Regions from separate parts of the Homo sapiens genome. Here region 2 is linked to region 1. A link is a contact called in ENCODE Hi-C or POLR2A ChIA-PET data. All regions are on one chromosome and are shown on one strand. Each heading gives the region's core, a stretch centred on a gene start or an enhancer-like site at or near the end of the contact. The rest is flanking DNA. Distances are from core to core; before and after follow the strand shown. Region 1 has its middle 53 kb from the start of CHAER1. Region 2 holds the start of HOPX (HOP homeobox).

Region 1 (3,103 bases), core at 1-2,500:
ACTTCTCCTCTGTATGTCTTCTGTAGTATGTCTGTGTCTTGTCTGTATGTCTATCTTTTTTTTTTTTTTTTTGAGACAGAGTTTCGCTCTTGTTGCCCAGGCTGGAGTGCAATGGCACCATCTCAGCTCACCGCAATCTCTGCCCACTGGGTTAAAGCGATTCTTCTGCTTCAGCCTCCAGAGTAGCTGGGATTACAGGCACCCCGCTACCACGCCCAGCTAATTTTGTATTTTTAGTAGAGACGGTGTTTTTCCATGTTGGTCAGGCTGGTCTTGAATTCCCGACCTCAGGTGATCTGCCCACCTCAGCCTCCCAAAGTACTGGGATTACAGGCGTGAGCCACCACGTCCAACCCCTCCGTGTGTCTATCTTATAACGATACATGTGATTGCATTTGGGGTCCACCTGGATAATGCCGAATAAGCACCTCCTGTCAAGATCCTTAATTTCATCACATCGGCAAAGACCTTTTCTCCCCAGCAAGGGAACATTCACAGATTTAGGGGTTTGATGTGGATATCTTTTGGGGGGTCACTTTTTGGCCTACTGTACCACTCCTATATCCTAACAACAGAGTGAAACCTATAAAAAGGGGGCCATGATGCTGTCTCCCTACTTTGCCCTGCACTTTAGCAGCACAGGGTAGCAGTGCCAGACACTGGCAGCAGAGTCCAGGACATAACATTGAAATTGAACTGACTTAATCATAAGGATGCAAGATAAACTCCTGTGAGCATTCAGAAATATCTAAGATGAGAAGCAGAGAGGGCTAGAATCCTGCATTATTAGCAAGAGGGGACAAGGAATACCCTTCGACCTTACTATTTGACAGCTTTGTACATGAAAAAACTAATACACAAAGCCCGTGGTTGGCTTGAAGGAGGTAAGGAAGAGACTCTCTGTATCCTCTGGTTGTGACTGTTCAACCCATCCCAAGGGATGTAACTCCCAGTGCAGTGTGCTCTGACTCACAGGGAACAGCCAGCTTAGTGCCTGTCAAGGCCTTCCCTCCCAAACCCCAGGCAGCTGGATTCTGCAGGCTGGTTCTGGATCTGGGTGGTACTTTCCAGGCCCAGCCTGACACCAGTTTTAAAGGCCACCCCGGGTATCTATGGGCTCTGGGAGACGTAGGATGGAAATGACCCAAGGCCTGGGATATACACCAGGCCACAGCCAGAATGCAGGCAGTTCAGGCAGCATGTGTAGTAAATACACACTAAGATGTAATCCAGCAGGCCCCCCTGTACCACGCCCCACAGGTGGCACCAGCGTATAAAACAACCTGACAGCTACGGGCTGGAGAAGAGACACAGGCTGGCCTGGACAGGGTGTAGACATTGTTAAACACTTAGTTGAGTATCTGTGGGCAAGTCTTGAGATCGCTAAGTAGAATCTGAGCTTTGTTTCTTTGGTTTTTGGTCTTTTTTTTTTTTAAAGAAAGTACAAATACAAATTATGTGATTCCCTTTTCTCCTCTTAGACTGCCTTGCTCATCTGCTGCTTGGTCGAAGCCATTTGCTCCTCCCCCACACGCTTTGCTCATCAAGCAACCAGAGCGTTCCTGCCACCTGAGTCATTCTGTCCTGTGCTGCTCTGTCACCCTGTGAGTGTGAAGCCCCTGCTCCGGCCCTCCAGGAGGAAGGAGGCAGAGTGAAGCCAGGCATCTCTGGAGCCATGCGTTTGGCTTCAAAGTAGGAGGGACTGGGACTCTTAGGATGGAAAGTCTAGGGTAGGAGGGCAGGAGCTTGACTTTCAGCAATAAGGTAGGGAGGGAGGTGGTTTTACTGCAGAGGACTGGGTTTTACTTGCTATGAGCCTGTTTAGCTCTTTAAGAGCTGAACCTAAGTGTTTTTTTTTAAATATAGTTATTTATTTTGGGCTCCAGCTTCCTGCAGTTGCGGTTTCTGTCAGACTAGTTTGTTAAAAAAAGCACTTAGAACACATACCAGAGGACAGGAAGAAAGCAAAATACTGGCACTTTTGAAAAGTGTTGTTTTTACATGACTTGAATTTTAGTTCCTACTCAGGGTTAAAGGAAGTTCTCTTCCGAATAAAGAGTGCCTGTTGGGTGAGAGAGGATTTGCAACTGGAGTTGGAGATTCTGTGTCATTGGAGACATTTGTTCGTATGCATGGGCTTTAAAACACCAAGAAAAAATATACAGGAGAGTCCTTCCTTTTGTTATATACTAGCTGTGTTCCTGAAAACGTATATGAAAACATTAAAAAACTGATCCCTATTCAGAACGCAACAGGTGAGCTCACTAAAGGGCTCTTACCAGAAAGTCTTATAAATTGAGGCACTTGAAGGGCTGGGACTAGGGTGAGGTAAGGAAGGGGATGCCTAGACTCTCGGTAATTAGGATAAATGGTATTTTAATGCAGTATTTTAGCAAATCAAAATTAATGCAAAAGAACTGATCATGAACAATAACCAAAATATTAAGTAAAGATAGGATTCACCCCTTCCCCATTCTTTTTGGGGGTTTCAAATATTTGCAATTGCTTTATTTTTTGTTTTGAGACAGGGTCTCACTCTGTCACCCAGGCTGGAGTGCAGTGGCACGATCATAGCACACTGCAGCCTTGACTTGCTGGGCTGAAGCAATTCTCCCATCTCAGCATTCTAAGTAGCTGGGACTACAAGCAGATGCCACCACTCCCGGCTAATTTTGTTTGTATTTTGTACTGACAAGGTCTCGCTATGTTGCCCAGTCTGGTCTTGAACTCCTGAGCTCAAGCGATCCTCCCGCCTCAGCTTCCTATAGTGCTAGTGTCAGAGTCATTTGAACCAGAACAACTCCATTTTGAATAGAGACTGGGTAAAATAAGGCTGCGACCTACTGGGCTGCATTCCCAGAAGGTTAGGCACTCAAGTCACAGGATGACATAGGAGATCGGCACAAGATACAGGTCACAAAGACCTTGCTGATAAAGCAGGTTGTGGTAAAGAAGCCAGCAAAAACCCACCAAATCCACGATGGCAATGAAAGTGACCTCTGGTCATCCTCACTGCTCATTATATTGCTAATTATAATGCATTAGTATGCTAAAAGACACTGCCACCAGCGCACTGACAGTTTACAAATGCCATGGCAATGTC
Region 2 (2,977 bases), core at 112-2,611, 76 kb before region 1:
CTTCCTCTTGGCCTTCAACTTATCTTTTCTCAGATATAGCCCTTAATCATTATTTGCTTGATTGACATAAGACCTTCATGAACTTAAAACCAAGCTTCAGTTTGGTGGCTAAGAAGTGCCTGCCACGTTGAAGGTTTTTAACTCGCCACCACTTCTGGAGAGGTTCCTCAGTCGGCAGCTTCAGCCCAGTTAAAAAAAAATAATAATAAGCATATGAGCTTCATTTAGGTCCGTGGACTTCTAGGAGTCCAGAAAGTGAGAGTCAAGGTGTGGGTTGGGGTGTGGGGTGGAAGGGGAGGCTCAGGAAGCGAGGAATGAATACCTGAGAAAGGTCCTTGGCTTTCACCAGATTCTTGATACAAAGGGATAGACTATGGAATTAATGCCCTGCTCTATTCCTATCTGCTTTTCATGAATCTGTTGTTTAATTATAAATCCTTTACTATCTGCTCCTCCCTTCTCCTCCCTTCCCACCTCCCCAGCACCTTCGTTTTGTTCTCTGCCTGCCCTGGTTATACTTAACCTTACTTAACTAAACACACTACAGGGCCCTGTCCAGTAGCAGTGCCACTTCATGGGAACTGTTTGCATTCCTTTTCTCTTTAAGAGCTTCTTATCTGAACTATGTGATAGATTGTACCTTTTTATTCAATGATTCTTATTCCACTTTACTTAACAGTTTACCCTGAATACTTGGATGCCACTCACATATCACAAACCTATACTTTCTCTAAACCCCAGAGCCTGGGATTCCTTTTCATCTCAAAAAAAAAAAATCACTGTTTTTGTTGTTATAAATAAGTATTATGAGAACCAGAAGTAACAATAAACTGCAAATTCAAAATCAAGCCACTTCTCCATCCAGAGACAGCTCCCTCACTTCCCCTTGTCAAACACAAAACATATTTTAAAACGATATTATGTCTGATTTTAGATAAAAGTCTGGGATGTAGAATAACAATAATCTGCTTCTAAATGAGAAAATCATAGGCATCTGACAAATGCTGGTTTCAAAGTTATCTTTCCAAAATAGAAGCGAGTAAGAAAAACATCTCACCTGCTTGGCCAAAAGACCAACACCAACTCCCCTTCCTCCAAATTCCCCTCGACCCCATGCAGTTTTGTTTGTAAGGGACTGATGTCTTACACCCAGCAGCATTTCCTAGCTTCTGCTTGGGGGTAAGCTTGTCATTCCTATTCTCCCTTTCACCTCTACCGTTTTCCAACAGATGAGCAAATACGGTAACGATAGCATTTTGGTCTAGTTCCTGCACAAACTCATTCCTCTGCATAAAAGGCAGACCTTTGAAAGGTACTTACGTGGAAGAGGCAAAGGCAAGCGCAAGCCCTGGGTTTGGAAGCTGTGTTTGCTGATGCCAGCCTGCTTAAATAGCTGGGCTGGCTGACGCAGGCTGCTGATAGCACGTTTATTTACGCCTATGAGCACACACTCGAGCAAGGACCTGAAAAACCTGCAGCGTGGGCAGGAGGTAAACCACTGAAAGTATGCCGAGGTTACGTCTCTCCTGGTTATTCAGGTTTGATGTTCAGGCTGGGACTTCTGAGAGTCTCATGGAACTTTCTCGTCACTATCTTCTCGTCCCTGACCTCTCTCCTAGCCAAGCAAGCTTCTTCACCAAGATAGGATAAGAGAGATGTGGCTGAGAGAAGACGGGGAAGAGAAAAGGGACCCTGAGTCTTCTCATCCACTTCCTTACTTTGAGCGAGTTTCCAGTTAGATGTTGCCTCATTTCAAAGCGTAGATCTGGTGCGGTTGATTTCACAGCTCTGAGAGCTGGATGCCAAGCTAAGAGCCTGGACAATTGCCCAATTAATGAAAGGTTGTTTTCTTTTGGGCACAGAATGTACACATAAAGAACAGTTAAAAGGGAGAGATTCGGGCTAGGATGATACAGTTTTAGGTCTCCCTCAAAAACGATTCTCATTTATTTCCCCTGCATCTGTACTTTCCTCTTACCATCCCCTCCCCTTCGTTAATGAAATTCCTGTCTAAGAGGTGAAAGATTCCCCATGGGCTTGCGAATAAAAAGCCAGTGTGTGAGCAAGTCTGTGGGAAGATGCATGCAGAGTGTGACAGAGAGTTTAGGGGCTCGTGTGACAATCCGTGGAAATGTTTCTAAAGGCGAGGGTATGTGTGTGGGTGTGAGGACCCGGCTGTTGGATGTTTACGTATTTTATTAGCTAGATACGGGAGCTAATACTCAATTGCAGTGCACTAAACATTATTAGGTGGGTATGATTTTGAGGGAATGAGGGAAGGGAGACAAGGTCTGGTGAGATCATCTGTGGGATTATCTGTGTGTATTTGCTGGTTTGTAGCACAAACCGGTAAGTGCCATCCAGAGAGCCACACCCTATATTATTCACTTCAGCAGAGAAAGAGAAAGCCCACTTGAGTCTCTTGGGAACAGTAGCCATATGTGAAAGAAGAGCAGCGCTCATTCAGAATACCTCTTTCCCTCTTGGAAAAGGGGGTGACGGTTATAAAACATGTGTGGGAAAGAGTAGAGACAGGGGGCCCAGGTTAACCCAACCTTGGTTACCAGAGGAATTCTTTTGTTTCCTGCCTAATTCAATGCCTAACTTCTGACCATTCTATGGCCAAATCTGGATTCTTGCTGCCACGATTTTTTGAATGGGCAGGGTCTATGTCTTGTTTATCATTTGATACCCACAGCATTATTATTATTATTGTTGTTGCACAAATTATTACTATGACAGCACAAATTATTATGATGATGACAATGGTGATGATCCATAATCTAGTAAGACTGACTGTGTGTCAGGCTCCATGTAAGGACTGTACAGAGAGTTTGTCTGCTTATTTAATATGTAATACAATAACCCTATGAGGTTGTATTGTTTTTTGTTTTTCACTCAGGCTGGAGTGCAGTGACACGATCTTGGCTCACTGCAGCCTTGACCTCCCGGGCTGAGGTGATTCTCCCACCTCAGC

What was found. Hi-C counts contacts between places; a loop is a spot of excess contacts on that map. ChIA-PET counts read pairs that join two places held with the same protein, here RNA polymerase II (POLR2A). Pooled maps may share reads with other maps.
Region 2: a loop to region 1 is called in a map of PC-9, with 4 times the contacts of the local background. The contact joins the promoter of HOPX here to the enhancer-like site in region 1. A Hi-C loop is called at or near these places in 6 of 168 maps with a recorded cell type or tissue (CD4-positive, alpha-beta T cell, PC-3, PC-9 and 2 more), 1 of 37 single-sample maps with no recorded cell type and 14 of 50 pooled maps. POLR2A ChIA-PET finds 5 or more read pairs at or near these places in 6 of 52 experiments (CD4-positive, alpha-beta T cell, MCF 10A, OCI-LY7 and 3 more).

The regions. Positions count from the first base shown.
Region 1 is chr4:56,756,366-56,759,468 of GRCh38, forward strand. No RefSeq gene overlaps it. Among named protein-coding and RNA genes, the nearest start is that of CHAER1, 53 kb to the left of the region's middle. RefSeq lists enhancers at 1,427-1,496, 1,827-1,886, 2,017-2,186. Within about 2 kb of position 1,251, at least 26 of the 41 ENCODE cell types and tissues checked have a DNase peak (open chromatin) inside an H3K27ac peak, as active enhancers do; they include CD4-positive, alpha-beta T cell, OCI-LY7, PC-3 and 1 more, where a contact is called at or near this core.
Region 2 is chr4:56,679,935-56,682,911 of GRCh38, forward strand. It overlaps HOPX (HOP homeobox), which reads right to left and starts at 1,362. Exons shown (of 4, transcript NM_032495.6): 1 at 1,321-1,362. RefSeq lists a silencer at 1,360-1,409.